Regions from separate parts of the Mus musculus genome. Here region 2 is linked to region 1. The links are chromatin loops, found by intact Hi-C in ENCODE. Cell type or tissue: gastrocnemius. All regions are shown on one strand. Links, peaks and the distances in the headings refer to the core of each region. The heading gives the core; the rest is flanking DNA.

The links. Hi-C counts contacts between places; a loop is a spot of excess contacts. Peaks named below come from ENCODE experiments on the same cell type or tissue, not always from the same donor. Only the 100,000 strongest peaks of a DNase experiment are listed, where the experiment ranks them.
Region 2: a loop joins it to region 1, with 2.0 times the contacts of the local background. A loop is called at or near these places in 1 of 42 quality-filtered maps.

Annotation. Positions count from the first base shown.
Region 1 is chr14:76,526,096-76,541,865 of GRCm38, reverse strand. Serp2 (stress-associated endoplasmic reticulum protein family member 2) reads left to right here. Exons shown (of 3, transcript NM_001160326.1): 3 at 8,620-9,054. The coding sequence ends at 8,660. It overlaps Gm36845 (a long non-coding RNA gene), which reads right to left and starts at 8,622. Exons shown (of 2, transcript XR_383609.3): 1 at 8,473-8,622; 2 at 7,660-8,352. In gastrocnemius, for the core only: no CTCF peak of the experiment used is centred there; DNase peaks (open chromatin) are centred at 8,287 and 8,884; H3K27ac peaks cover 47 bases.
Region 2 is chr14:76,587,884-76,603,653 of GRCm38, reverse strand. No RefSeq gene overlaps it. Among named protein-coding and RNA genes, the nearest start is that of Serp2, 39 kb to the right of the region's middle. In gastrocnemius, for the core only: no CTCF peak of the experiment used is centred there; DNase peaks (open chromatin) are centred at 4,554, 4,920, 8,467 and 10,792; H3K4me3 peaks cover 743 bases; H3K27ac peaks cover 1,707 bases.

The DNA.
Region 1 (15,770 bases), core at 4,812-12,811:
GGCTTTCTCACTGCAGAGTCAAAGCCTTTGTGGAGCCTGCTTTGTTTATTTGGTGCTGCACAGCCAGCTCCCCTGCTTCTAGGTGGGGACAGTGATTTGTTTGTCACTTGACTACCTGCACTTTCCTCCTGGACTCTCCAGGGACTCTGCCTGCAGGAGTTGGGGGTGGGGACAGAGATAGCATATCACAGGCAGGTCCTTTTTCAGGGCAGCCTGTTTAAGAACTGATGTGAAGTGATTCTCTGAGATGTTCTTGGCAGGGCCTGAACTCTTTCCCCGGGCCCTGTGTCAGATAGTCCACCTCTGTCCTTGAGTGGATGCCCTGGTAGACATCCATTTCCAGTAGGGCCGCACCCTGGCCTTCCTCAAGGCTGGCCTTTTATGTTCAGGATGATATGGGGGAGGGAAAAGGCAGAGTCAAGAGTGTGGCAGAAACACATGGAAGGGCAAAAAGCTTCTCCCCTTAGTGTCTTCTGCCCTGTACTCCCTGTGTAATCCTCATGTGATCACCAGCATTGTGGTGACACGTCTTTGAACCCAAATCTCAGACACCAAAATAGGACCTTTTGCAACAGCTAAGAAACTCTTTTGTGAAAGGCGGCTGTGGCTGCTGCTGCCGGAGTGTGTCAGCTGCAAGCTACTATGTGGACAGAGTTAGCTCAGCTACTAAGAGTTCTAACACCAACCCCAGCCTCTGCTGAAACCTGGTCCAGCCACGTACTTCCCAGCTGTGTGGCCTTCCAAGTTACTGACCCCCACTCTACTCTTCAAGCCTGGAATTGTTAAAGAGGGTGGAGTGGTTCTGAACTCACAGCCCTCCCAACAGCTCCTTCTGAGAGGGTCGACACCTAACATATAACTGCTCAGGGGCAGCAGGTGATGGCTTTATGTAATGAATGCCTCTGGCTCTTCTTCACTCGGCCTCCCTCCCACTCACCCCGCCCCCAGTTAGGTTCTGATCAAGACTTAAATGCTTAATTAAACCTATTTAGAAGCCCTGCTTCATTCTGGTACAGTCATACATGGTGGGGGAGGGAAGCTCTAAGCTACCAAACAACCTGCCCCATCTTGACCAGCTGCATCTAACAGGGACAGAGGGAACCTATTCTCTGCTTCTAAAAGGAACGCGTTCTGATCCAGCCGCAGCGCGAGAGCAAGATTTGTTCCTACTATTTCACTCACCGTTTCCTGAGGACTCACTGTGATGCCGGGCTCCGTGTATTTTCTTTCCTAACAACACCGCACCCAATGAGGAGGCTACTACACCCTTTCCCCAGACCATAAAACTAGCACACATAGAGAAAACCAGCCAGAATTTCCAATTTAAAAATTGAGATAGCTAGTTCCCAAACCTAATTCTTCCAGACTCCAAACCCACGTGGTGCCATGGTCTAAAGGTTAGCATTCTGGACTCCGGGACTTCAAACCCCTGCTTTCTGTAGTCCCACATTCCCTCTCATATTTTCCTAAAAGTACTGTGGAGCAAAAGTTTGCTAACTTTAGACCTTGCATATGACTACATTGAATAGAGTTATAACATCTTCAGGATTCTACTGCCAGGAAACTGTTTTCTAAATAGCCCAGATGTCTAACCATCTGCTTCCAAATGCAAAGATAGTTCCCCAACCACAGGCTGCTCTTTCATTGGTTCCTTGCCACAGGCTGCTCTTTCATTGGTTCCCCAACCACATGCTGCCCTTTCATTGATTCCCCAGCCATAGGCTGCTCTTTCATTGGTTCACCAGTGTTCCCACTCCCCTCCTTTCCTGGAAACTTGCTCCAGGATAGACTTAAATCCCCAATGTTTGCAGGTTGACTACATAAATACTGGCTTTTCCTGGAGACAGCCAGAGAAAGTCACCCCAGAGACCATCATGAGGTGCATGAGAACCGGCCAGCCCCAGAGGACCAAGACCGACGGTCTGGAGGAGACATCTCAGCAGCCATCGACTCTCGCAAGGTGACCTGTGGCACTCTTCCCATGTGCCCCTGTGTAGGATCTCTTTCCGGGAGGCCATCCCAATCTATGTTAATAACACTTGCTTTTTGACACCTTCCTTCCCTAACCTATCTCTGGCATCTTTTTAGTCTTCTCTGGAACAGCCTGTGGAAAATGGCACCTGCCATGTGCCTTTGTGTTTCTCCTTTAAGAGCTTACTGGGTCAACTTTGCTCTGCCTTGACTCCTGACACTTCTGTTTGTCTTTCAGGGGACCCATGCTTTTCTTTAACCAGCTTTTCTTCATCTTTTTTCTTAATAAAAAATAAAGTTTGATTTCTATAGTTCTTATCTGCCTAAAGGATATTGAACTGGCCTGCTTTGATCTCTTCTTGGCAACTCTCTCGATCTCTCTTATCATTAAGTATTTCTCTACAATAAAAGTGGCCTTGAACCTCCTATAAGAGCAGAGTCCCAGTTTCTGCCTCTTTCCTATGAGACATACCCCAGGGGTTCATGCATTTTCATGGCTACAGTTACATCTTGCTGGGTCCATTTCTTATCTGTCTTGAATAATGAAGCTGCTAACATGGATACACTAGCATCTCTGGGGCGTGTTGACGTCCATGTGCCCACAACCAATTTATATTTCCACCAGCACTAAATAGAGGGTTTTTGCTTTCCCCACATCCTCACCAACATTTGCAGCATTTGATGTCAGTGGCGTTTTCTTTTGTTTTTGTTTTTGTTTTTTCCTTGATGATAGCCATTTTGATTGGAGAGATAAGACTCTCAAAGCAGTTTTGATTTGCATTGCTTTATGGCTAACAAGGTTGATCACTTTTTGAAAGGCTCAACAACTGTCTGTTCGGTTCATCTGCTGATTTATAGATGGGGTGGGATGGAGATTTTTTGTTGTTTGTTTGTTTTTTGTTTGTCAATTGTTTGTTTTGGTATTTGATTTTTTCTAGCATCCATGAAAGAATGTCGAAACACATTCTTAGGAGAGTGTGCCATACACTTGTGTTTAAGATTGTCTGCTCCAAGCTGGGCGTGGTGGTGCATGCCTTTAATCCCAGCACTCAGGAGGCAGAGGCAGGCAGATTTCTGAGTTCGAGGCCAGCCTGTTCTACAAAGTGAGTTCCAGGACAGCCAGGGCTATACAGAGAAACCCTGTCTCAAAAAAAAAAAAAGATTGTCTGCTCCAAGGTGTCAAAGACATGCTCTCTGGAGGAAATGTCTTTTGAGTTTATGGAGAAAGTAGGCATGTGGCAGGAGAAAGCACAGATATCAGATAGAATAACCTGGGACAAGCTCTGTGTCTGAGCCAGGGAATTTTGGACATCACGAGAGAGCCCCTGCACAAGGGAAAGACTGCCCAGGCAGGCAGGGGCCAGAGTCTGCAGGTCATGGAAGTCCTGTGGAGAAGTCAGCAAGAAGTCATTTCTGGTTTGCTTTCTAACAGGGACTAATACCATACTATCTGCCTCTATTTAAAGGCTAAATCTAAGTACTTTGCAGAAAAGGGATTGAAGAAGAGCCAGAGTAGAGCAATTGGAAGTCATTGTAGAGTTCAGGAAAGGTCGGGGGTGGGGGACCAGAACTAGGAGGGTCTCTGGGGTGATGGAGAGAAGAATATTTATCCCAAGATCCTCACGTAGAATCCATAGGTCATCGTCAGTCAGAAGGTCCTAGATGACACTGGAGCTCGGGATTTACATACAAGGTGTAAGATGATGTCACTAATTTATCAGTGTGAAGACAAAATGAGAAAGCCCATCAGTAGCTAGATACTAGACAGTGGAGATCCGCTGCTCAGGGACATTGTGAGTGATCACCGGCTGATCGTCCAGGACAGGTGACCTCAGGAGAAGGAATATGACAAGGAGAGACAGATCACAAAGGTTGTGGAGGAATTCCAGTGCGCAAGCTCTGTGTGTGGTGGAGGAAGATAACCCCGTAAATCTCTCGGAGAAGAAAGAGGCAAAAAGAAGAAAGACCTTCTAAGCGGTCTAAGAGGCTAAGACCTTCCAAAGGACAAAAGAGGAGCACTTCAGGAGGGAGCACCCAGTGTAGGGAGGAGGGGAGTGAGACGAGAAGGTGGAGGACCATCTTCACACTAAGTGATAGGAGAGAGCAGAAGGCAGATGAGGGGCGAGGTGGGAATCAAAGGTAAGGGCTTGAAGAAGATGGCTTTCAGAAGCTCCTTAGACGTGTGGAGCAGCTGCAGCGAGACAGAACATCTGGTACATTGAAGCTTGAATTGGTTGAAAGAGGGGAGGTGAAGAACTTTGAGCCGTGAGCGTCTAAGGTGATGGTTCTCAGCCTGTGGCTCCTGACCCCTTTGGGAGTTCAGTGGCTTTCACAGAACTTACCTAAGACCATCAGAAAACATGTTTGCATTACAATTCATAACAGTAGCAAACTTACAGTTACGAAGTAGCAACAAAAATATTTTTATGGTTGGGGGTCACCACAACATGCGGAACTGTATTAAAGGGCTGCAGCATTAGGGAGGGTGGGGATCACTGATCTCAGATCTCTGAAGGTCTGGATCCCAAACACAGATAGGGAGATGTGGGGTCTATTCACTCTGGAAGTCCCTGCTCCTGCAGAGACTTTCCTGAGTCTGTTTGTATCCTGCCCAGGGCCTGATGGCTGTCCTGGAATTCCTGCCTCACTGCCCTTTCTTGGCATGTCTCTTCCCTCCTGTCTAGCCTGCCCTCCGCCCCACTCCTGCAGCCCATTCGTTAGGCTGTTTTCTCAGCTTTGCTCGCCCTCTGTTAAGTTATTAACTTGTCAGGGTCTAGACTCCCCAGTTCCCCTCCTCTTTGATCTCACTGCTGGCTCCCTTCCTGTTTGCAGCATGGGAAGTCAGCCTTCAGAGCAAGGGTCACTCGGCAGGGCCGGGTTGGCAGGCACACGGAATTTCAAGCAAAATAATTGGTATAAAATGGAGAAAACTCCTTGAAGCCATCAGTACAATTGGAATAAGAATAATAAACACCCACATCTCGCCACCATCTCAGATGTGAACTTAAAATAGACTTCAGTCATTTCTCCAAGAGGGAGTTGTTCTGTAGACAGATTAAAAGTTACAAATAATTGGCGTGCTAACTCAAGGCTTCAGTTAGGATCAGATATGACTATCAAAGAATATTCAAATAGGTGGATTGTTTTAATATATGTCTTGGCCCCTCCAAGCCTTACCAACTCTGTCTAAGATTCCTTAGACCAATAGTTCTGACAAAAAGAATTGAACAGACTGATCCTGACCTAGAACTTGTGAAGTCACGGCTTAACTTAATATGAAGTTTGAGCTACTAAAGACATAGCCCATTTCCTATCCCGTGACCTATGGCCCACGGGTCCTCAGATGAAATTTAGGAAAAGGTAACATTTTTAGCCTTAGCTGTGGGCAGGTAGACTTTCCCATAGATGACGCTATTTATTCCTGGGAATCTACGGTTTTCCAACAGAGAGAGTAGAACTTAGAACTGTAAATCCTCAGAGTTTCTGCCTTTCCGGGATGCAGAGAGCAGGTTAGTCCTAGTTTCATGGGTATGCAAGGGTCAGTAGTCACTCAGGCTTCAGTTAGGATCAGATATGGCTGGCAAAGAATGGGGGTCAGTACTGTAATCGGAATACAGGTTCAGGGTCTAATCTGAATCGTCGAAACCCAGAATCTCCCCAGATCTAAAAACTTCTGAGGCCTAACATGACCCCATAAGTGGGAAATTCTACATTTGACCTCATGTAATGAGCAGGCCATAGACAAAATTCAGGTGCAGTCAAAATATTGTATAAAATGATCTTTAGGGGATGAAGAGATGGCTCAGTGCTTAAGACCCCTTAACTTACTTGGAAGTACCCACATCAGGGACAGACACCTGTAATTCCAGCTCCAAGGTTCTGATGGCCTCGTCCAGCCTCCAAGGGAACCAGCACAGACATGGTGTGCACACTGATGAGCAAGTACACACACACACACATGCATACACATACACACACACACATACACACACCACACACACACATACACACACACCACGCACACACATACACACACGCATACACACACACCACACATACACACACATACATACACCACACACACACATACACACACACAGAGTTTTCTTTTAAAGAAATCGTCATAAATATATGCTAGGTATAAATGAAATATACATAAATCTCATGTTTAGACTTGTGTCTCATCCTGTAGCATCTCATTGTGTATGCGTGAACCTCAAATCTAAAATTAAAAAAGAAAAAAAAGTCTGCAACATATCTGGTCCCAGACTGTTCCAGTAAGCAGCAGGTATGACGACATACATTGTATTTTCGGTGTGTGAGGCTCCTTCAAATGTTATATTGCTTAATCTCTTGATAGTGTGGTACTTACTTCTGGGGAGAAGGAATAACCTAGTTTATTTGTCCACTCACAGAGACTGGGGTTGAACCCAGTTCCATTGTAACGTAACCTTCTGGTCTTTGTAAAATCACCTTGCTTGACAAGATTTGCATGACTCTCATCCCAGAACATGACATGTGTGTGGTTTTCTTCCTAGTGTGACTGAGTATCTAGCTCCCTAATGCCATTCCTACTGAGTCAGACCTCTGCCTGCTTCATCTCCACTTCTTTGTCAGGCTTGCTGGGGAGGACAGAAACATCAGGTTTTTCAAGTGTTTAAGTTCTGGTGAGAAACTTTCCCACCCAGAGCCAGCCAAGTTCCCAAAATTAGCCAGGAAAACCTGTGAGCAGAGCCAGAATTAAATAGTGTAAGTTTCTGTCTATACAATCCTAAATCCATTTAAGCTTAGTCCACAGTGGCAAAGTTACTGCTTGTGAGGCACTAGTGTCAGGGATGTGACCAGAGGTAGCAATCAGGAGACACAATAATAAGAGACTGGAAGGAACCATGCTGGTGGTCAAACATTGTATTCTCCTAAGGATACCACAGCAAAGGATTGTTACCTGTTGTTTCTCATGGTGATATGTATGTATGCTCATGAAGAGAGACTGTTCATGTCATGATTAGCTTTTCCAGTTCAGGAAGATGATGACGTATATGGTGTTTCTAGAAGAAAAACTTTCCCTCAGCGCAATTAAAATTAAATTAAATTTTTAAAAAATCACCAACACTTTGTTTACCTTAAAATCCGACCACCCAAGGGAGATTTCCCAGGGCCCCCTTTGGCATTTCTTCTTGTCTCCAAGCACAGTTTGTGTACCCATTAGGACATCGAACATCCCCTCTGCAAAGTCCTGAGACTGGAAGTCTCCGGAGTCTCAGCTTCTTGATGAAGATGTGATGATGACAAAGGTGGAAAAGTCAAGGCAGAGCTTTGCTTCAGGCACACAGTTCTGTTGCATAGCGTCACCTTCAGACTCCAAGGTGTATATGAGACATACTTGAGTTCCACGTTGAGGCTTGGGGCCCATCATCCCTAAGAAACCTCACTGCATATGCAAATTTTCCAAAATATTTTTAAAAAAAAAGAATCTGAAATCTTCACCACTCCGGTCTCAAGCATTGGGGTAAGAGCTTTCCAGGTGCCTAGTCCCCGGACGTGATAGCACCCCCAGATGACTCCTTTTCTAGGGGTTCCTGAGAGCCCCGCTTGCCGGTGGTCCCTTAGGAACCAGAGTTTCCTGGGTATTTCCTAGGGTGACTTTGTGCCAAGAGTGAACGAGAGTCATGACAGTTCCATGTTTATTCTTGTTTTATACAGTGATTAAATGAGATTCTACCCAGCCTCCCTCTAAAAAATAGAAATTAATCATATTCAAGTACCTGCAGTTTCTCTTCCGGTTTATCATCCTCATTAGCATTAAGAGCCACCAATCACTGGGGAAGGTGTTTGTAAAAAACAAAAAGAGCAGAACAGAACTTTCCTCCCAACACACACACACACACACACACACACACACACACACACCTTCTTTTCCTGAAGGCCACTAACTAAAACCAGGTTAGGTGTTCCTTAACTATTTTCCCCCAAATACGCCAGGCCCCCAGAAAGTTCTCTGTGAGCTTCAGGCTCCCACTCTGTTCCCCGTACCAACAGCTCAGCTAGTTAAAGGGGGAAACCTATATTCGTCAGTTTTGCCCACACTGAGAAACAATGGGCTTCAGAGTCACAAGGAAGCTGGAAGTCAGATGTGCCCCGGGGGTCATGGGCAGCAGAGACCAGCCTTGTGTGTGTGCTCCGAACACCTGGCCTGCCCTCCCCCGCAGAACTGGCTGTTTTACAGGTCATGGCCGTTTTAAAAAGACAGACTCACTGAACTGCTTAATGCAAGAGTTTCTGCACGAAGGCCCACATCTCTCTTCCCAGTAGCCCCTGAAGGTAGATGAGGAAGGAGGCCAAGAGAATCTTCCATGCCTCAGGGATTTTTGGCTGCAGCTCCTGGTAGAATTAGCAAAAGTTATCTATTAATCCCAGAGGCATCCATCAACAGCCAGAGCCAGGCTGTCTCTTTGAACGAAAGTCACTGACCCCCCCCCCCCCACACACACACACACACACCCCTTGTTAACGGATCTAGGAAGCATCTAATCAGCTCTGAGCCAGCCAGCGAGGGGCAGGGGCAGCAGAAGCAAGGCTGCTGGGAGGATTGGGTTTCCAGCGTTAGCTGTCTGGTTTCTGAGCTGTCTGTTTTCTTTCCTCTTCCAGCTATCTTCCAGATCATACAGAGCATAAGGATGGGCATGTGAGAGGGCCAGGAAGTTGTATGCGGATGCCCTCCTGCTGGCAGGTGAAGGACCACTGAGGCCTTCAGCGGGTCTTATAGGAAGCAAACAAGCCATGGGTGATAGAAAGGAGGCCCCCTGTTTCCTCCCACGCCATGGTGGAGGTCAGACCAAATTGCCTTCTCACAAGACATCTCCGTGCATCTGTGTCCTCCAGCGGAAAGGACTCTGCTCTTCTGTTGGCTGATTGGAAGTCACGTGGGGGGCCGGGCGGCGGCGCTGGCTGGCTGGCTGGTTCCCCGGGTTTCACTGTGGTGTGCATGTGGCCCTCTGAGCGACCACCCCTTTACATCCTGCCAATCAATCTCTTCTGTGTCAGGAATTGGTTTTACAAATAAATGTCTTCATTCAACCTTAATACCATGTGCGAGTTACCGAGCGAAACACAAACAGCAAAGGGGGCCCAAGAGGGACAGGTGAGGACTGGGCTAGGCAATGGGGAACCAGAGCTGGGTTTACCCGGTCCCCACCCTGACTCCACATCATTGTTTGAATGCAGTTATAGGCAGCTCTGATGGTCTTGCTTTTGTTACACACTTGTTTTTAATACGTGTGTTCATATATACTTGTGTATGTGTGAATTTGGATATGCATTTATCTCTTCTTTGGGTTTTGTTGTTCCTTTCTTTCTTCAGTCCAAAAAAAGGCGTCTATAATGTGTGCTACAGTCTGATTAGCTGTTATCTCCCTGTAGTCTGCCTGAAAGCAGCCCAGACCCAGATGTCTCCCGCCTCTTGGTGAAAACCACCCTACCCCAGGGCCCAGCGGCTGACGTCTCTTTAGCACTCTGGGTGGGCAGCAGGCCCTATCTCTCCCTCAGAGCCCCATAAAGCTCAGTGTTACAGAAAGAAGTTATAGCAACTGGCCCCAAGATCTCAGCAGGATTAAGAACAGCTACATGCAACTTTAAGCACTTGGTAGTTATTTAATTCCATCTTTTTTTTTTTTTTTTTTTTTTTTTTCCTGAGACAGGGTTTCTCTTTATAGCCCTGGCTGTCATGGAACTCACTTTGTAGACCAGGCTGGCCTCGAACTCAGAAATCCGCCTGCCTCTGCCTCCCCAGTGTTGGGATTAAAGGCGTGCACCACTTGTATTGCTGTCCTATTTTTTCATTTTTTCTAACATTACAAGAACGTTAAGGATGGAAGTATTGGGAGTGGTTAGTAAGACTTCATTAAGTGGCATGTTTCTGATCAGGGCGTTTAGCTCTTGAGTTTTACCTGCATCTTTGGTGATGCTCTTGAACGCTGTCCATTCTCTCACCTTCTGAGCTTCTCATCAGACCCCTCTCCTCTCCATCCTCTTTCCTACCCACCAAAAAGGCAACAGGACAGTCCCATATCAGCATCCCCATACAGAAAGCGACACCTTATGCTAGGGTCAGCAGCCCAGCTGCCTACCAAGAGGTAGAAGCAGCTTCACATCCCAGGCTGCTTTGCCCCATCACCTCCTTTGACTCCCATGATGTGTTTTTGTCTTTCTCTCCATTGCCTTGGTTAAAAGTACACGTGCTACACACCACCAAAGTCTGTTCCTAGGCCAGGGCACTGTGGCTCCGTCTTGAAGGAACTCAAGTCCCCTCTCTTTAATGTAGACTTTACTATAAGGGTACCTACCAGGCAAAGGGGACTGGTTATCCTCATTTCAATGGCAAACTGTAACTTCTGCAAAAGTCAGCCCCAGGGGAACCCAGCCCAACTCTGGGTGACAGAGATAGACAGTGGGCCGATCAGCTACCTGGCTGATTTCTTCCCATGCAATTCACCCACCAGTTGGTTTTCCATTAGTTCCCAGGTTGCCTCCTGGAAGTGCTTGTATGTACCACTGTACATACAATGTACATGTGTGCCTGGTTCCATCAGTCCTCTGCAGAGACAAGACCTGCCACCGGCACCTGAGGATCCCTGCTGACCCACTCTGTACAGCAGGAGATGTGGTCACGTGACACCTAGTAAGACCTAATCAGCTACCCAATGGCAGCATCCCCACATAACACGTTTTGTGAATGGTGCACGCTCTTGCCTCACAGACACTGGTTTCCTTCTACACTACTTAACTTTTTAAATGCCAGTTGCATCTTTTACAACTGATTTTATAGGTCATAAATGGGCTTAACCCACATCCTTAGAAACTTCGAACTCCATGGGAAATTGAAACCCTGGATGGGACACAGGTAAACTGAACTCCATGGGTAGGAAAATTGGAATTTTACTTTACAGGCTGATAAGCATCTAAGGTGACGTCTCCATCAAAGTCCATAATGCTGGTACCTAGCGACTTCTCTGGGGGCTTAAGGTACATCATCAGATAGCACCAAGAAAGTAGGGGCCGTGTGAGCCTATGGATCCAGTACCACCTTAAAAACACTGAAATAAAACAGCTCCTTCAGAGGACAGTGAACAGGAGGGTGGCGTGTTTTTATGACTAGGGGGAGCACAGACCTTTTATTAATGAGATCAAGTGAACCAGGTCTCATTTCAAGATTAAGACGACAAGCTGTAACGCAGCGGCAACGGAAGCCTGTGGGCTGCCCACAGCCACCTAGACTTCTCTCACGCGAGGTCCACGCAGGCTGGAGAGGGCTTTTGTCAAGGAGTGGCTCGGTATCCAGGTGCCTTGGCGACAGAAGTCATCTCAGCAACAGGTAGAAGTCAGAGGGCAGCAGATCTTGCCTTGGCCTAGAAGGGGCATCTCGCTTCTGCCATTACAAGGACCCAACTAGTCACATGACCTGATCTGTTCTGAAAGGAAGTCTGGCGACACTAAAGCACAGATGGTTATTTGGTGAGCTCTGCTTCTGGAAAGCTTCACTCGTGGCGCTTTCTGCATACTGTGTAATTACAGGGCTTTTAAAATTGAGGTCTGCTTTCTAGATGCACCTTGTCTTAGGTACTTAATCTCACTGTGCACCCTTGGCTTCTGGAGTTGCTCTCTTGTGCACAGCTCTCAGTTGGGAATTGCAGCCTTGTGCTGGGTGTCCCTGGAAGGTGATCATGTGGTCTATCACCCAAGCCAGGATACTTTTTAAGCATGCAAGCACACACAAAAATGAGTATTATTAATCATTCTAATAAGACACCAAAATGAGCTTTTGGGGCTGTTCCAGGTACAGCAAGAGTGAAAATTGTCATCTCAGAACATTGGGTTCAAACAGGTTTGGGAAGCATGGCCAAGGCAGAAATAAGTAAGCAAGTTATCAAACCCAAACTGCCAGGCTTCCCCATCCAGAGACAGAAGAGTGAGATTCTTTTATGTTTCTCTCTACTCCACCCAAGAAAGAGATGGTGCCCAAAGTTCAGGAACTATCCATGAACCACACAAAGAAACAAATGAATATCCCTTTGGTGAGTACATGATTTTGGCAGGGCTCAAGCCATAGAAGACAGAATAGAATCATAGAACCAGGCCAGGATTGGAATTTTGGTCCTGGGTTTCGGCCCATGGCTTTGTTTTCTGGACCTCAGTGTGCTCACGAGTGTGTTTAAAGATGCCTTGACACTGCCAGGGCTGTTGTGGAAAGCAAATGGTACAATGTGAGTTACGCTGCTTTTTAAAAAGTGTAAACACTACATGAATTATATCCATAGTTATCTACCTATAATTGCATGTATAATCAGCTGATGATCTTATAATCATCTTATAATAATTGCTAGTCAAGATAGTCTCAGGGGGCCCTGCACAGGGAACATTTTGCTTCGCACTCAACATCTTGCCCAATCTTAGGACATGCTCAGAGCAGCATGAGTGCCCAGGATGGAGGGATGGATGGTTTGACTCGCTGGCCCCACTAATGACAAAGTGTTCTTACGCACACGCTGCAGTCAGTCCCATGTTTCCATGTACCATTGTTCTTTGTAGTAATATATGAATGTGGGCTTTAGGTAAGTCTCAAAAATAAATCTAGGCTCAAGAATACCAAGGCATCTAGGAGATTACCTACCATGCCAGCCTCTTTGCAGCCTGAGCTCCAGTCTGGGGACTTCATCTTTCCCAGCAACCGCCACAACTAGACAAGGGTCCACAGAAAACAGCGCTGCTCCTGTGAATCAGAGCCATTATGTGGACAGAGTCACCAAACCTGATTTTCAGAGGACGTCTCCATCTTTCAGGCCTCAGATTGGCCTGCATCCTTGATGGGGGAGGGGGGTGACCCTGGGGAAGTCCTGCATTCTCAGTGAAACCCTATCCCCATCTCTAGCATCATGGTCACTCCCGAGATGATGGTTTATTTGTGTTGGAAAAGGTCCTGCTGCTTTCCACACTAGACTCTCCCCGGGGGCAGAGAGGGGAAAGTCGATGAGGTAATAAGCCAGCTTGAATTTCCCTGCCAGTTTCGGCACAAGGGCTCAGGAGGAAGCCAGTACACAGCCTTCCCATGGCAGCTAGGCATCTGAGAACCAACCAGCTGAAAACAGTCAGCCTATCTCCACAGCAAGGCCGCCACCCTGGGCAGCATGTCCCTAGGGCCTCTTAATGCCTGCCTCCACACCACTGCCCCATGTTCACTGCTACTTTGTCTCTTACAGGGCTACTTATTTTTGCCTTTCAGTTGCAAGCTTTGCCTAAGCTTGTGGCCTTTAACACGAGTATCTTCTCAGGCTTCGCTAGTCTTGGCCCAGGACACACTCACATACACACCCCAAAATGACTAGAGCTGCCTTCCCAAAGGCCAATTGGCAGCACTCAGTGGTCACAGAAGCCTGGTTTCCTTTAGTTTCTGCTATTGAAACAGAACACAGCAGGGAGGGGCTGGGGCAAACACAGACAGTTACCTGGCGTGGTTATTTACGCTGTTAACACAAAGGTGTGGGAGGAGTACCCTCACTATCGCTCCCTTGCACCCAAAGGACAGAGACAGTGCAGAGGGGAGCAGGGTGCTGGGACCTGCCACCACAGCAGCCAGCCTTGTCAGGAATAAGGCCCTTCCTCCCCGACCTCGCTCTTGTCCATCTCCATCCAGAAAGCAGACAGAAAAATGGAGTTTGAAACAGTCACATTAACATGTCGTAAATCAGCCCAGCTGGGGTGACTTCAAGGTCAGGTGTGTTCAGAAGGAGACAGAGTGTGGTATCATTGCAGGCCTTGGAGGGTCAAGGGCCTTTCTCTGTTACTTAATCATACATATCTGCAAAGAAACCTCTCTTCCCCCTCCACCCCACCCCCAAACGAGGATGAGGCCCAGATGACGTATGGGGACAGCAAGGAGCTGAGCTGGGGGACCTGGTTGGCGGGCTGAGCCACACTGCAGCTCCTTCAGCGTGATGTCTCAGTGCCCTCCCTGTGCCTGCTGCCAGGCACATTCTCTAAGCTCAGCCTTTTGTCAAATTGAGGAGGCTTCAAAACCAAAATTATTCTCTACCTCTTGCTGCCCCTCTTCTTCGCCCCCCCCCCCCCCGTGTCTTTGCCTCAGTAATAAAACCCACTGCCATAACTACTCCTGTGTGCCAGATACTGTTACCAGCGCATCAGATTGCTTAGCCTAGAAATCTGTGGGTAGTCTTAGTTGGGTCTCTTACTGCCTTGGTCTCTGCACGCGCACGCGCACACGCGCACACGCGCGCGCGCGCGCACAAACACACACATGATCTTGTCCACACCAGTAAGCTGATCCCCTCCTGGGAAGAAACTGTCTCAGAGCATGCGGAACTCCTTCCATGATGCATCTGGGGGAGCCAACAAGCGAGCTCCAGAGAGGCCACATTCTAGACCTGGCTCTGAGCTGACAAACATTTGCAGAATCTGTCTCGCCAGGCACCCCTGGGCGGTAGCTGTGTCCTTGCAAGGGTCCATTCTTCCTCCTGCTCTAAGAAGGAGGGAGACAAGAAGAAGGGGGAGCTGAGAAACAGAGGAAGATGCTTCTGTCATCTCTGACACCTGGCTTGGTGACAGCAGTGCTCACTTGAGACAGGGAGCCTGGATTCTGTCCTGGCCGAACCACTTCTGACCCCAGGATGTCTGGCAGGCCGTTTACTCTGTGGGTTTCTGTTTTTCCCATGGGGGAATAGATTAGATCTATTTTTATTTCAGGAGCAGAATTGTCCTTTTCAACAAAATCAGAGGCACACACTGTGTAGAAATGTGTGACAACAGGAGGGGAGGGACACACACTTCCCTGCACACTCCTCACCACCCCCATCTGCACCAGCCCTGCCCGGGTTTGCCTATCCAAGGAGCCTAGTATGGACCCCACTTGCACCTTACACAGCATCCAGATAGGAGATGTAGTTGCAGGCCCCGTGCTGGCTAAGAAACACAGCAGAGATGGAAATCGAGAGTCATTGGAGCCATGATGAACAGGGTCTGTGAGCAGAGTGGACACTGCTCCTAAGGTTCTTCTCCTGCTTCTGGATGTGGCGCCTGAGGAACTGGAAGAAGGGCCTGAAGAGAGAGATTCTTGGACAACTGACCTCCTGGCAGCATTAGCCACAGCAGCCAAGCAGGGAGCTCCCAGGGGGACAGCAGCCAGCAGCCAGCAGTGAGGTAAACAGACAACCCAAGTCAGCATACTCAGAAGCAGAGCATTATTCGGCCTTAGGCAGGCAGAAGGTTCTGGAGCCAGCTGCTTCATAGATGAACCTGGAAGGCATGGTACCAGGTGACGTAGGGCTACTTTAACTCCTCTGACTCATAGAGACAGAAAGGAAAGGGGTGGCGATCGGCTAAAGGGAGAGGCTGCAAGTTTCAGCCGGGGATGGGGAAAACATTCAGGAAATGGATTGTGATGACAGTTTCGTGGCTCTGGTGAAGACACTGCCGCAGATCTATCCACCTCAGCGCGGTTCAGATGACAAACTTGGCCATGCAGATTTTGACCACAGTTAAACACAATAATTTTAAAGGCTGGGCTATAATTCGGTGATAACGATACAAGGTCTTCCGTCAATCCTCATCTCTGACAAATGATGATAATAATTTAGAGGGTGATTCTAGGGACTGGACCTGGGGTAGTGCATGGCTAAGCAATTGCTTACTACCCAGCCATATCCCTCGAATTAACCATTAAAAAAATCTTCGTGTCAGAGCCGGAGAGATGCTTCAGTGGTTAAGGTCACTCATTGTTCTTGCAGAGGACC
Region 2 (15,770 bases), core at 3,857-11,856, 63 kb before region 1:
CACCCCATGCTTTCAGGCCATGTCTTCTCATAATGTCTTCTGGGAACCAGAAGCTACCACCTCAGAGAGCCTCGTCTTGCTTTCCTTGTCTCCTACGTCCCTCTACCTCTCCTTCAGTCTGTATCTGCAGCCCCTCTCCTGGAGAACTACACATGCATAATAGGACCTTTGTACATACTGTCAAACTACAAGACTTGGCAATTTTCCAAGTAAACCTTAAGACAGCGCAAGATGTTCTTTATAGGGTATAGAGAATGATCTGCCATATTTGTGCTTTGGTTTTGAACGAATATAAGTCGTGAAGTTTTATATCATGAGAAATGAGTCACCATGACTTCACTCTTTGGCTGTTTTATTGTTCTCTCTCATTGTCACAGAGTCAGGGGCCAGCCTGACTCAGAAAAGGGGCCCTTTGGGAGACATTGAGACAAACATGTTTGGGTCTAAAGTTTGGGCCAAATGTGATCTCCAGAGTCCGCTTCCCAAATGAGCTCAACAGCACATGAATATTTATTTACACACAGGCATTTGTTCGTCTATAAAACTGAGCCTAGTGGCTGACATGAGTTGGGAGCCTTGCTGTTGGATCCAGTGACAACTGGCTGGACCTGAAGCAGCTGCCCTTCTTATAATCAGTATAGATTTGCCCAGAAGAGTTTCATCATCAATTGGGTTGTACATTGGGAACAGTGATTGACAAGAAACACAAAATATTGTTTCCTTTTAGATGCTTAAAGCTTTATGAGGTACACAGGTGAGTGAACCCCACGATCAAGCAGCATAAAGCCAAAAGAAGTTACCTATCTACCAACATCTAACCTAAGACTCTAGGCTAGACTTGTAGTGACCAGTTTCTTGACAGCCTGTATCTGCAGTCAGCCTCTCTCTCTCTCTCTCTATCTATCTATCTCTCTCTCTCTCTCTCTCTCTGTGTGTGTATGTGCGCACGCACTTGACAACCTAAAAAACTGAATATGCTTTAAGGAGCAGCTGGATGATAATTTTGGAGGATTCTTGAAATCAGAAACGTTGAGCTGGGGTCGCTTGTTTTTTTAGCCACAGACTCTAACCCGCCAGGCCTTCTCTGGCTTCACAACAGGAACCAGCAAGTGCTGTCTAGTCTGTCCCAGGGAGAGGCTAGACTAAGGAGTGAACTTCCCACAACCACATCTGCCATCTCGTAGTTTGTTCCTTAGTCTTCCTTAGGGCTATCTTGTCCTTCTCCACAGGGACTGGAGCTCAGGTCACATATAGCTGTATTTGTATCCAGGACATTCAATGCTACCTCTCCTGGGAATGCAGAACCACTTTCTATGTCTCCGTGTGATGTTTAAACTACAGGAACGCTGAGAGGCTCCAGAAGCCCCAAGGTTAACTCCAAGGTTAAGGCATTTCCAGGGCTCTGTAACTCAGTCTTGTTTATAGAGCTGGAGCCAGAAGCAAGAGGTAAGAAGGCTTTAGCCCATTAGCCCGTTGTACAAATGGTCAAGGGCCTGCCAGGGAGAGCTAAGGAATATTATGAGTAAGAAGCATCCTAAGTAGCTTCTAAGAAGTCTAGAATTCAGCTTGTCTCATTAGGGGCCCCATATGCCTACTAATCCAGAAATTCTTGACCTGTCATTGGCAGAACTCCCAGAGAAATGATTAGAATTATTGGTCCACAATCAGCCACAGCTGACCAGCAGTATTGGCTCTCTCAGCTTTTCCTCTAGTGCCCATCACTCCTTTCGAGGAGACAGTGCCTGGTTATGTAAGCCTCACTCCTGTGACTTGGCATCCAGTCTAGTGTCGCCCAGTTGGAACAGGTTACATGCAGCTCACCAATCCTTTCAGACTCGGCCCAGCAAAGTTTCAGACCTGTCTGCACCTGCACATAGGCCACTGCTATTTGCCCACAACTCTGCCCATGTTTCAACAGAAACTGGATCTTCCTCTCGACCTCCCCTAGTCCTAGTGTACCTCACTATACAGCCAAGAGGCCAGAGTTTTAATCACAAAGATGGTGGCTCCTCAACAGGGAGATGTCTGAAACCATCCCAGTGGGGCAGGGGGTACCCAATTAGGAGGAAAAGTGGCCGTAGTCTCAAGGAACATCGGAATAGTAGAGTCCACAATGCAACACACACAGAGGAAATCCTTAGGGATGCTCTTGGCTGCTAGCATAACAACACGCTCTACCCTCAGAGATGCCCTGGTCACAGGGGACCAAGCCAGGGTCAGACCAAGGGGTGACATTGGAGGTGGGAAGGCATCAGGAACAGGACAGCAATGAAACTAGAAGCCCCTGTCGCTCTTAACCATGGGAAATGAGAACTTAGAAGGAGAGTCACCATGGGCGCTTAGAACATTGCTTAGAACATTGCATTCTGACTTCAGAGCCCCAGCACTTAACCCTTTCTTGTCCTCCTATCCTTGAAGGAGTGAGTGGTTTCTGTTACACTTAATTCACCCATTGCTACAAGGGGCTACTCTGAAAGTGCTTTCTTTACTGACAACATTTAGAAGAAATTGTGAAGTGTTAATGGATTTTTAATAAGTGTTTGTGTTTTCCTCTTAACGCAGCTAGCTCCCAAATAACTGAGAAGGGGCTATATTCATTTATCAAGCTTTAAGGGCACAACAACTGAGCAGTATCACTATTTCAGTCCTCTATGCTAACCTGGCTACCTCCCAGCCCAAATCCCCAAGAGACTTGGATTTTATAGTTTTTTCTGCTCGAGCTGTTGTTTCAGGGTCTCTCCTGGACTCTCTTCTGTGGCTGAAGCCCCACTTCCTCACTTTTTGGCCCTGTTCTCTTCCCTGATCAGTCATTGGCTGATCAGCTAGCTTTGTCAACCACTCAGGGAGCATCGCACAACATTGAGACAGGAGTTTCTTAGAAAAAGGACTGCAACTAGATATAGGGGCATAGAAATCAGCATTTGAGTGATACAAGGATAATATTTACACAATGCTCAATAACATTATGCCTACAGTGAACTGCTTAGAAACACAGGGGCCCACAACAGCCTCTCCCTTTTGCTTCGCCCAGCAGGAAATTCCAGAGTTCTCCACCCTCAGCCAGGATCTGCTCACAGCTGTGGAGACTTTCTCCCCTGTTGACTTAGTAAATTTTCTTATTGCTATCCCCACTGCAGGCTTCTTTTTATCCTCCAGTTTATGTTTAGGCCCTGCACCTGTGCAGACAACCTTTGTTGATGACCACTCAGAGAGACAAACGTTACCTCGGAACCTTCCAGATCCTTCCCACCTCCACCTCTGTCAGAGTCCTCTGGATATTTTTACAGACATGGGAGTAGATGCCTGTATCCTCTCCTTCCTAATTGACCAGTGGGAAGGGATGCCTGTTCGTGGTGTTTTCTTTGACCAATAAGATACTTAATAAATTCCTAATATTATCTTGCCCGTATCCACCATTCAAAGAACTTCTGTAGTACCCACTCCCTTTTCCCTCAGTTTTACAACTTGTGAGCAACTGTGATGAGAATATAAATGATCTCGGTGATCTAGAGAATATAGAACACTTTTTTCCCCTCAACTAGAGGAAACAGTGCCAAGGAGAAAGGAAACAAAAATAGGGTCCCAGGCATGATGGGACAGAAACAAAAGCCAACAGTGAATGTCAGATCCAAAAGAGACTCTGATTCCCCAAACGCTAAAAGGCAGCCCACATATCCAGAAATGAGCCGAAGCTGGGTTGTAGGGTTTCTGGTGGTTGGATCAGAGCCAGCACTGCTCAGGATCTGTGAATTGGGAACCCTTTCCCTTACCTCTGGGCACAGAAGGCTACACTTGGCACCTGTCAGCCTATCAAAGCCCATGCTGGTCCCCAGGCTGCCTCCGCATCAGTATAAAGTACCTGTTATACATTTCAAAGTTTCCACCCAGAATCTCCTCACCTCCTCCTCATGCCTAAACTCCCCCAGCGTCCCTCTCTTACTCATCCTTCTCTTTACCTCTGTTCTTGTTATTCTGTGTTCTCTCGCTCTCTCCCTCGCTCTCTCCCGTTCTCTCTCGCTTCCCCTCCCCCCCATCCCCCTCCACCTTTCCCTCTCTGCTATGTTCTCTATCTCTTGTTATCTTGCTATCTCCACTCTTCTCTCCCTCGCTCTCCAACTTCCCTAGCCCTGGTCTACCTCTCTCTCTCTCTCTCTCTCTCTCTCTCTCTCTCTCGCTCTCTCCCTTCCCTCTCTGCTCTGTTCTCTATCTCTTGTTATCTTGCTATCTCCACTCTTCTCTCCCTCGCTCTCTCCAACTTCCCTAGCCCTGGTCTACCTCTCTCTCTCTCTCTCTCTCTCTCTCTCTGCTTTGGCCTCTTCCGGATGCCTCTGGCTGTTCTCTGAAATCTACAATAAAAGTCTTAACCATGTCATGGAGAGGTCATGCCATCCAGTTCCTTTCTTGTGCCCCACTCAAATACAGTGAGGAGGAGAGAACAGGAAAAAGCCAACTTAGAGATGCAGAACGAGCAGGCACTAAGACCCAGCAGAGCCCTCATCTCCAGTCTCCAACCCAGAGCAAACTGACCCCTCCTTTGCCTCTAGCTGTTACTGGCAACAGCTTCTACAGCACCTGGCTTTGGGCCTCTGCAAACTGCCCCGAGCGTCCCAGATCTGGTGGGAAAACTCTTAAGTCTCATTCAGAAATCAGCAAATAGATGACTCTATGATAGGGTGGCTGAAGGTCTGCTCCATTTTCTCTACGATTTGGCTATTGTAGTGCTGGAGGGCAGGGGGTGGGGGTGGAACCCAGGGCCTTGTGTTTAAAGCGTGTTTCCTGCTGCTGAGCCTCACAGCCAGTTTCTTCCCCCACTCTATCAGTTTGGGGACCTTCAGAGTCCGGTGACTTTTGCAAGACCAGCAGAAAGCTTTGCACGTACAACGTGAACATAGGGGAGGAGCTGGATAGGTGGCGGGAGCACTGCGCTGCCACCACAGAAGCCATGTGGATTCAGGACAAACAGCCAAAACCTCTGAGGATGCCCAGCTTCAGAGACAGAAAGAACATGCGCTCCCAGCTCAATCCCAGCCTCCCTCATTTGCATCTTAGGCCCTCCCCTCCCCACCTTGAACCCTAGGAAAGGCTGAGTATCAGTTTCTTTTCTCTGCTCTGGAAAACGTCAAAACTCCTGATGTTTGCCTCGGTGCTAGAATAGATTAAGAAACAAAAAGTAGTGGGAGTGGGTGGGTTATTGAGCAGGGGGATGGGGTGGGGGAGGGTTTCAGAGGGGAAATGAGGAAAGAGAATAGAATTTGAAATGTAAATTAAAAATAATAGTAATAATAGTAATAATAATAATAATAAAACAAAAAGAGCAAGATTTCCCTTCCCCCAGACAACCACTGCCAGGTGCCTACACTTTAGTTACTCACAGCTCAAGTGGCCAAGAGCAAAGGAGTGAGCTTCCATATGGACCTTTCCCAGGTCTACAGACTAGGGAATTGCCCCCTCCCCTTTCCTTCCTGGGAAGTTAAGTGGTTCCAAGGGGTCTTGGCTTAGAGAGGTGGCTTAAGCCTCTGCCCTGGTTCCCCAAGGAGAAACCTCTGTCCAGCCTTCTGAGATGAAGGCATCCACCCCCTAACCCAAAAGGAAAAGGATCCACCACCCTCTTTATTCCCAGTGGAAATAGAAGCTGAATAGGACTCCTCCCCAGCCCCACCCTGCCATGCACACAGTGTTGGTATTCTGTATAAACTCCACCCCCACAGTTCATGGCAGCAGCCAGGTATGCTCTTCCCTACAATTACCTGGCAAGAGCCAGGTAGGCTTGACCCAGTATAAAAGGGGCTGCTTGGCCCCTCCTCTTACCCACTTTAGCTCCTGCCTCTCTCTTGCACCCTTGCTCCACATTCCCTTCCCCTCTCTCCAGGTGGCCATGGCCTGCTTCTCTACTCTCTCCTCCTCTCTGCCTTTCTCTGCCTCTACTACTCTCTTAACTCCCCTCCCCATGCCCTAAATAAAATCTATTCTATTCTATACCGATGTGTGTCTGGTCCCTCAGGGGAACAGGATGCCTTAGCATGGGCCCGCCGGAGCACCCCCACACCCCGCCAGAACTTTATAGCTCTTTCTCTTTTTATGATCACAACACACTATGTGTGTGTGTGTGTGTGTGTGTGTGTGTATACTTAAGCCCCACCCCCACCTTTCTAGTAATGGTTTCTTTGTAATATCTTCCAAAACCAAGCAGCTGCCTTATCAGAGAGCCTACTTTCAGTCTCCTAACCTACCTATGTCCCTCAGACCCTTGTTCATGTTGATGGGCATCCCAACCAAGTCTGTTTCCTTGATGTTATGAACAAAGCATAACATCATTGATGAATAAACATCAATTTCAAAGTATTTCTGAGGTAGGATGTGAGCTGTTTGGGATTCACTCAGGAGTGGTATAGCTGGACCATATGACAGTTCTATACTCAGTTTCTTACACACCTCCACATTGATGGTCATTGTGGCTGCACCAGTTACACTCCTGCCAACAGCAGTAAGGGCTCCTTTCTCCATATCCTTGCCTCCATTGTTTGTCATTTGTTTTCTTGATGACAGCCATTCTAATTAGGATGAGAAGCAGGTTTGATTTTCATTTCCCTTATGGCTAAGGATGTTGAATGCTTTTTCAATATACAATTGGTCATTTGTCTTTCTTCTTTTGAATATTCTCTTTTTAGTTCCTTATTATATTTTTGCTTGAGTCATTTGTTTCCTTTTTTAAGTTCTTTGTATATTCTGAATATTAATCCTCTGTAAATTGAGCTAGAGACTAAGCAGAGGTGGGGGCAGGGGGTACTGTGAGCTAGGGTGGCAAGACACACCTTCTGGTGATGGTGATGGTGAAGCAGGCACTGAAACAGGGGCGAGGTGCTCAACCCTCAGACGGAAGTTGAGGGACCATCTCTAATAGAGAAGAAGGCACAGCAAACATTCAAGAGCAGTTCATGACCCTGGCTTCTCTGCAACGCCCCAGGGTGTGAGAAGTGGGGATTTATTTTTATTTTTTTAGAAGACAGCTGGGTCTAGGAAGGGGATATCCTGGAAGGTTTGAGGTGACTTGATCCTGTTGCTAAGCAGGGAGTCGTGGAGGGCATTTATTGGAACTGCTGTCCCCAGCAGTAGGAAAATTGGAAGAACACATGCAGCTTGAGCAGAGTAATTTCAAGCAAGGGAGAAACAAACACCTGCCATTCAAAGTAAAGGACATGAGGAAGGAAGAATGGCAGGCTCTTTGAGATGTGTGGAGACTGTCAGGTACGAGTGGGGCATCCCAACTGGAGAGACCTCCGAGTCCTTTCTTCTCACCAGGATGTCATCTTCTAAAATCCAGAACTCAAAAATGCTACCATTGGCCGGGTGTGGTGACACACGCCTTTAAACCCAGCACTTGGGAGGCAGAGGCAGGTGGATTCCTGAGTTCGAGGCCAGCCTGATCTACAGAGTGAGTGAGTGAGTTCCAGGACAGCCAGGGCTACACAGAGAAACCCTGTCTCGGAAAACAAAAATGCTCCCATGGTGGCACACAAGAAACAGTTGTATCTGCTCTATAGCAAGGTTTGGGTTGTGCCCTCACTGGGTAGAGCTGTGTTTTATCCACCTCCTCTGCTTCCTATACTGGAATCTGAGCTTGAGAAGACAAAAACAGAGAAGAAGGGCAAGCAAGTTTCTCAGCTAATGTTCATAGCTATTTAGATCAAACACACAGTTACAGATTTTCTAATGGGAGTGGGGAAGGAGGAAAAAAGGGGGAGGAGAGGAGAGAGAGAGAGAGAGAGAGAGAGAGAGAGAGAGAGAGAGAGAATGGTCATTTCCCTAAAGAAAAAAATTGGAAGTGTTTAGAGGAAGGTGGGGTCCCAGGAACACTCACTGAATTCAAGTCTAAACACAGCCCCACCCACCACCACCTCAAATCCATGCTCACCCAGGTAGAGCATGTTTGCAGATCAAGCTGTGAAGGGTTGCCCCCATTATTTGCCACACAGCTGAAAATGTGGCGGTTGAACCGCAACTCCTAAGCTGGCAAAGCATTTAGACCTGTGCAGCTCCTGACAACAACCTTGGCTTCAAATACTGTGCAGAGTTGCCCCTCGAGCAAATATTTGCCCTGGTTATAGCTTTGCATTTACAATATGCCAGCTGTGTTTGGAAAACAGTCCCAGTTTTAGTCAGTGGCCTTGTAAAGGAGCCTTGTATGGACTCACAGAGCGCCCTTTGGGAGGCTCCGGGGTAGGCATTACCCACTTAACTGTGAGGACGCTGCTTTCTTTTCAAAGCTCCAAGCCCATGACTTCCTTAAAAACATAGTCCATTTATGAGAATGCCAGTAGTTACTTGGGTCTCTGGAAAGATCTTGGAGCGTTTAGTGTTGCTTTTCCACTTGGCTTTAATTTTTTTTTTAATTCCCACAAGTAGCCTGCTGTGTCCTGGCAAGGGAATAAGAAAGGGAGTAAGAGTGGCTATGAGCCAAGTAACAGCGTGCAAACTATTCCTGGCTCTGTAAAACCAAGGTTCAGAGGTTCAAATCCCAGCAGGATGGACAGACACTTTGGCTCCCACAGTTGGGAGGGAACTGGAGAGATTTGCCGGTGTCTACCTAAAGATGGCCCTCTGTGCTGTTCAGGAGTCAGTGACACTTTAATGAGAGATACACCCCTGTCTTTGGGAGCTGAGTTGGTTTATAGTAAAAGTGCACACACAGGTGAAATTTGTTCACTCCATTGCCCACTAGAGAATTTTGACCCTCCCTCTTCCTGTTTTCAACTTCATAATAATCGGTTTAACTTTCATTTGAAGTACAGTTTAGAGTTGTACCCATTTAAGGCGCTGTCTTAGGGCTTGTTGGCCTGGAGAAGTAACAAGAGAAGGCCAGAGTGACTAACAGCTCTTCTGTAAGCGGCTGTCCACATTCTTTGTTTGATATTATCCTTGACACCTCGACTTTGCTAGCTAACCTCCTTATCAGCGACCTGAGTCATCATATGATTGCCTTGCAAGAAAATAGGACTCTGAGCACCTGCTATCTCTTCCTGTCCAATGCTCTAAGAAATCATTTTATAAAAGGTCATCCAGGATAAATAGGCCTTCATCTGCAAGCGCAACAGCTGGTAAGAAGCCAACTACGCTAAGAAAAAAAAAGGATAATTTGCCTTAGAATTGGGAGAAACCTTGCTGTGCATCAGAACCTCTCCCATTTAAGCAGCTGGGAGGGCTGTATCTCTCCTAACAACACATCCATGTTAGCCCTGTAACCACATGCTAAGGGAGAAACAGAGCCCTTCTGGGTCCACCAAAACCCTATTGATGCCTGACCTCTTACAAGGTTTGTTGTTGTTGTTGTTGTTGTTGTTGTTTGGGTTTGTTTGTTTGTTTGTTGGGTTTTTTTGGGTTTTTGTTGTTGTTGTTGTTGTTTGTTTGTTTGTTCGAGAGTGTCCTGGAACTCACTCTGTAGACCAGGCTGGCCTCGAACTCAGAAATCTGCCTGCCTGTGCCTCTCAAGTGCTAGGATTAAAGGCGTGCGCCACCACCGCCCAGCCACAAGGTTTTCTTAATGTTCAATCACAACCATGTACCCGGTGTCAAACAAGCTCCTGGACGGCCTCCGTTAGCGCATTCACCTGGGTGCTAAACACGAAGATGGACTTTGGGCTGTTGCTCCCAGGAAACAGATTCCACGTGTAGATGAAGGTGAAGAGTAACGCAAGCCATGCAAAAGAAAGGGCAGGCTCTAAGTCCCACTTCTCTGAGGTTGGCAACTTCAGATCCTCAACAAAACTAGCATGCCAACTGTGTGGCCATGAGATACCGAAACTGATTGTTTTTAAAAAGCTATTGCGACATTTCCTTTTCTGGAAAGTTTGGAATCCTGTCTCTGAAGTAAAGAGCAGCTCTGGCTAAATACATGCAGCTTGAAGTTGTATGACCATCGAAGTAAACTAGACGTTTTCTTGGGAGTTGTTCAGAACACTACCCGGTTCCAAAACTCCAGGTCAGATAGGACTGACTTAGTCAAAATGCAACCTCTCTAGGCATGGATTAAAATTAAAATGTGTAGAAAGACAACAGGACTCTTGGTGGGATTTCTGTGCCTAAATTAACCTCCCTGACCTCTAGCATAAAAACAAAACAACAACAACAACAAACATGCTAATGGGGCTGGAGAGGTGGCTTAGGCAGAAAGCGCTTTCCTTGCAAGCATGAACACCTGAGTCCAATAACCCATACCCATGTGAGCAGCTGGGTATGCTGGCATGCACATTTAACCCCTAGTACTGGGGGGGGGGGAGATTTGTGGGGCTCAGTGGTAGACACCCTACCTTAATATGCAATCCTGGGATTCCAGGGAGTCTCTGCCTCAAAAAAACAAGGTTAGGCAGCTACTGAAGAACAATGCTGCAGTTGATCCCTGCCCTCTACAAACCTCCTCACCTACAGGCACAGCACTCATTCATGTACACACGCACACGTATGCACGCGTGCGTGCGCACAAAACAACTATTTTGGTTTTGCTTCCCAAAGAACGTGAATACTAAAGCGTGGTTTTAAATAAAGCACTTGGTCAAACGTGTTCTTCCTTCCTTTGGGAACATCCCTGAACCCTGCCCTCTGGGGCAGAAGCATCTCTCAGTCCCAGCGACACCTCCAAAGTCACAGGTTCTTCACGGTCGATGAGGAAAATGCGCTGGAGTTCCTTGCGAGTCTGTCTAGAAAACACTGCGGCAGCCTTCGTGGCACAAGCTCAGCGGTGCCTTGGCCAGTAGCCCATACTGAAGAAGTAGCAAAACCCTGGATGATGAAGCTTCTTAATTTTACACAGGAGTAGACCTTCACCGCCAGGTCTTCAAGTGATCATCCCACACTAGCAAGGCTCTCATCCTATCCGAGTGCTATTTGCTCTTTCACGCTAGAAGAGAAAGGAAGGCCAGCCAATGGGAGGCCACTTCAGCTATGGGAGAAAGGAACTCTGGCTTCAGACCTGATCCCGCTGTCTTCCAGCCTTGTGGTGGCTGGGATAACCCTTTTCTCTGGGCAACCCTTCTGCCTCCTCATCTGTAAAATGAGCTTGATGAGGGTGGCTTGGTATCGCTTTCCTCAGATCTCTAGGAGATTAAGTCCCACAAGCTAAAGCACCCAGAGCAGCCCAGAGAAAGCGCTCTCGAAGGTTCACCGCCCCTGGAGTCTGTAAGCAGAAAGGCCACTCTACAATTTAGACAAAACTCTCAAGTTGGTAATTACGAGAAAAAAAAATGGAGGCGTAGAGGCTGGGGCTATTTCCTACACAGTTTCTCCTCAAAAACAAGTGCCCAGGGAGCCGATCCAATTTGTTGAACCAGCACTGCGTGTTCCCAGACTGTCCTTGGCACTAATGTCTTATCAGTATGGCCCCTGCCCTCGAATAGACAACCCAGCTGCATGAACAAACCACACAGTTTCTAACTAGATGTTTATACAAGGAAACCCTAAATAATATCTCTGGTGAAGATAGCATGAGAGGAATGACATTGGTGAAAGCCTGGTGTAAACTCTGATGGTGGTGGAGTCAAAGGAGGCCTTGAGCAATGATAACACATTCGTAGCCCCGTTGATGTCTTTACTCCCCTGCCGTTATATCTTTCTTTATATCTTTCCCGTATATCAAACCTCCCTGCTCTCATGATCTAACACTGAAACCACCTAAACCCTGCCTCTTCAAAGCTTGTTGGGTTCTTGCTCTAACTCTGCTTTGCTACCTCCTAAGGGGCACGATTCTCCTGCACACTTCTTAAGCAGTGCCCCTTTGTACACACGACCCTAGTCACTCACTAGGCCGGCCAGGTTCCCCACCATCAGTCCAGACCTTCCTGTGTAATCATCTCCACATATCCTGTACCTCACCCAGCTTTTTCCTCCTTTCTTTACCTAATACTCACATGGAGAAGAAAACCAAACCCTGGGAAAATTCAGCCCTCCCATTCTCACGAGGACATTTCTCTGTCAGACTCATCTGGCTCCGCTTAAAATAAGGAGTAGTCCAAGAGCATCCTGAGTGCTTCCAGGATCCCATCTCTTTCCTCCCTCTTCCCTTTTCTCTTCTCCTTGATAAACATTACACCTGAGCTCTGAACCTCTGAACTAAGTAAGATAACACTGCCTACAGGAAGCCGTCCTTGACCTCCACCCTGACCACTCCAAGGCTGTGTATGGTACCTTCTTCAGGGCTCGTAAATACTCTGTGTACATCTTTCCTTCAAATTTGTATTTGTTTCCAGACCCATAGAATGGTAAGATCTCAGGAGGGTAGTGACCACAGGGCTTCCCTACCTATCTTATTCAATAGTGATTGAAGAATGGATGAAGCAAGGAATGTATGCATGTACCAGAGAGTAGTTTAAAGGGAAAAGGCATCTGGGAAACCAGCAACATGCAACGTTATGTGGTGTTTCATTTTCTTTTCCTCTGGACCCCACCCACCCAAGGAAGAGAAAATTAGTCAGCTTGCCAAGGCTTTTAGTGCACTTGGGAAACATTGTGAGATCACTGCTAGGGTGGGTAGTTAGTCCTTTAGCAATTTCTCAGATCCTCAATGGTGAAATTTTAGACTAGGATAGGGCCCTGGGGTCATGTGATTTCCTTCTCTGAGCTTCCATATCCAACCCCAGGACAAACTTTGGTTCCTAAACAGAATTGTTCTCTTGTGTTAGTAAATTTACCACTGTAATAATTCAGCTGATCCCAAACTCTTGAAAATATTAAAGGGGTGTTGGAAAATAGAGTACTCACCTTAGAAGAAACCAAATAAGATGTTCGCTGTCATAATTGTGTTTGTTTGAAACACTGGATAAAAACAGAGGGGGCAGAGGAGGGAGAGAGGGGGAGAGGGAGAGGGAGAGGGAGAGGAAAAGAGAAGAGTGAATCAAGGGCCAGGAATTAAGGCTGATTCTGCCCTAGGTGTGCTTGTGCAAACCTCTGATCCAGTCTTGGTTTTCATCCTATGCAATGAATGATATTGTACCTCCCATCTCTCCTCCTAGCCCAAACTGCACCAGGTAATGCCTATAAAGTGGGTCTGACCAAAACTTACCCTGTTGGAAGGATGCCTTAAGGCACTCAGGGTCCAGTGGTCTTCTGTATGATTCCCACATACACACACATACACACACACACACACACACACACACACACACATTCTCATATACACATATATGTGGTGTATGGATTAATCATAAACCACGTGATTTGACCCAGCCGTGTCAGAGAAACACCCCTAGTGATTTCACTCAGCCAAGCTGCGAGAGACACAGCTGGCCATCTTCACACAAGTAGAAACTTCAGTATTTTGGCTGCTTTTCAGAAGAAAGAGGGTTTAAAAGTCACAATAGAGGCACACACTGCACTACTGTCCTGAGCGCTCTGTGCTGTCTGCGGGGCTATGGTTTGGATGTCCACTCTAAAACTCGGGTTTAGTTAGAAAGCACTGTCCTTGGAGCAGCATTAGGAGTTGTGAGTCTTTAAGCGGTCCTTAGAGGGTTAGGGTTAGTTAGCTCAGTGGTGGAGTGCTAACCTAGTCCGCATGAGGTCCAGGATTCAATTTCCAGCATTGCAGAAATAAAAAAAGCCAAGTAATGATTAGATCATGAAGACAACACCCTTATGATAGATGAAGGCTATCATCACAGAAATACATTATTTACAAAGGGAAAGAGTTCAGCCAAACCCTCTGGGTCTCACACACATTGCCATGACTTGCTGCCCTGCTATAACTCAGCAGGAAGGTCCTCCTCACCAGACAGTTGCTCTTGGAGTCCCCAGCCTACAGAACCACAAGCCAACTAAACCTCTACTGTTTACAATTTATCCAGTCTGGGTGTTTTGTTATAGTGGGGGTGGGGTGGGGGGGAGATGGACAGAGACGTATGGTGTATATTAATCCATTGTTATTCTGTTTGTTCTCCTGTGCTTGAAAAATGGCAGTGCTGGCCCTTGTGTCTTTAGCTGCCAGAGCTTGCACTAGCAGCCTTTCCATAGTCTGGTTCTCAAGGCTTTCGCCTACCCTAAGGTTTACTGTCTGCTCTGCTGGTTCACAGACCTCCTGGCTCAGGCTGATGTATGCCCTTGGCTTACCTCATTCTCCCCTTGGCAGACAGACCATGGGACTTCTTGGCTTCCATAACTATAAAAGCCAATTTCTACAATAAATGTATCCCTTGTCTTCCCATGTACCGTGCCTCATCCAGCACAACTCTAGTACTGGACCTGACTGGTGTGGAGAAGGAATAGAGGAAAGACAAACTTAGACAGAAACACAGACTCACAGGAAAGCTGAGAGCAGGTGTTCTGGGCTCTCCAATGGAGGCACCTCAGCACCCTGGAAGCACAGCGTGTTTATTCTATAGGGTTGAACAGAGAGGCTGTTTGTTGCACACAGCCAAAGGATGAAGCGGGGTTTATGGTATACAGCTGAGCAGGGAGGCAGGGTTAAGGTGTACAGCTAGATCAAGAGAACGGGTTTAGCTAGTCTCACTAGGAGCAGGCTCTGTAAGAGAATTAGTTTTCAGGATGGAAACATCTGGAGGTTATGGGGGTGGGCAGAGGGAGGGAGCAATAACAGACACTTTCTGCACATACTATTAACATTCACACTTGGACCCCCCAAAGAAGGCCTTAGCATCCCTCTGATCCTGAGGCTATGGAGTCCTTGACATGGCTGTGCCCGAGTCAACAGCACATATTCAATCAGGATTTCCTCCCCCGGGGGCTTCCTCCACTCCCCATAGTATCATCTGTCCATCATCCATCCATCCATCCTGTTAGCTCAGTTTCACTGGTTAACTGTGACTAACACGTGTTCCTCATCTCACTTGGGATACAAAGTATACAGTGTATACAGTGTATACAGTGTATACTACAGTGTAGGGTACTCTACCTGCTACAGTGGGTAAGTCCCAGGTGATGCTCCTGGAGGTGGTCTACAAACCATACAAGCACACTGTAAATAGTAAATACATAGTCAGCACTAGAGCAGGCACATAATAATAATAATAATAATAATAATAATAATAATAACAATAATAATGAATCCTGTTATGATGGAAGTTTGGGGCAGTTGACACTATCAAATGAGGTGACCGGAGAGGTTGGAAGACTGTAGTGACAGGATCAAAGCCAGTCATCATTTTCCCACAGAAGAAAGTATCTAAAGAAGCCCTCACAGCAAGCTACTTTATCCTCTAGAGTAGGAAGGATGGAGCAGGCACCCTGGTGGAGATACCGTTTCTATCTCCGAGACTCTTGGTGATTTGTTATTGTTGTCAATTGTTGTTGTTGTTCAAGAACTTCCATGTTATAATCTCCCTAGAGCACAGAGTCTCTGCCCTTCCTGTTGGATGAGCTGTTTCTACAGTGTTTGCCCTGAATCACTGAGGCGGAGAGCAGTCTTCTTGCGTCAATCAATTCTATGACTACAAATGAAAAAGAAAAAAATCCTAGGCAAGCTGGGCATGGTGGCACACATCTTTAATCTCAGAGGCAGTTGGAGGAGTCTTTATGAATTCAAAGCCAACCTGATCTAAGAAGTTCTAGGCCACCCAGGGCTGCTTAGTAAGACTGTCTCAAAAAACAAACAAACAAACAAATTATATTTCTGAAATTTGGGGCTAATGGCACTCTTTTCTACTAAGTGTATATGAACATTTAAGAGTTTACTGCCCTTTGTCAGCCAATTCTCCTCCACTTATCCAAGGGCAGATGATGAAGAAACCTTCTTTTTGTTTTGTTTTAAGATTTATTTATTGATTTTATGTATA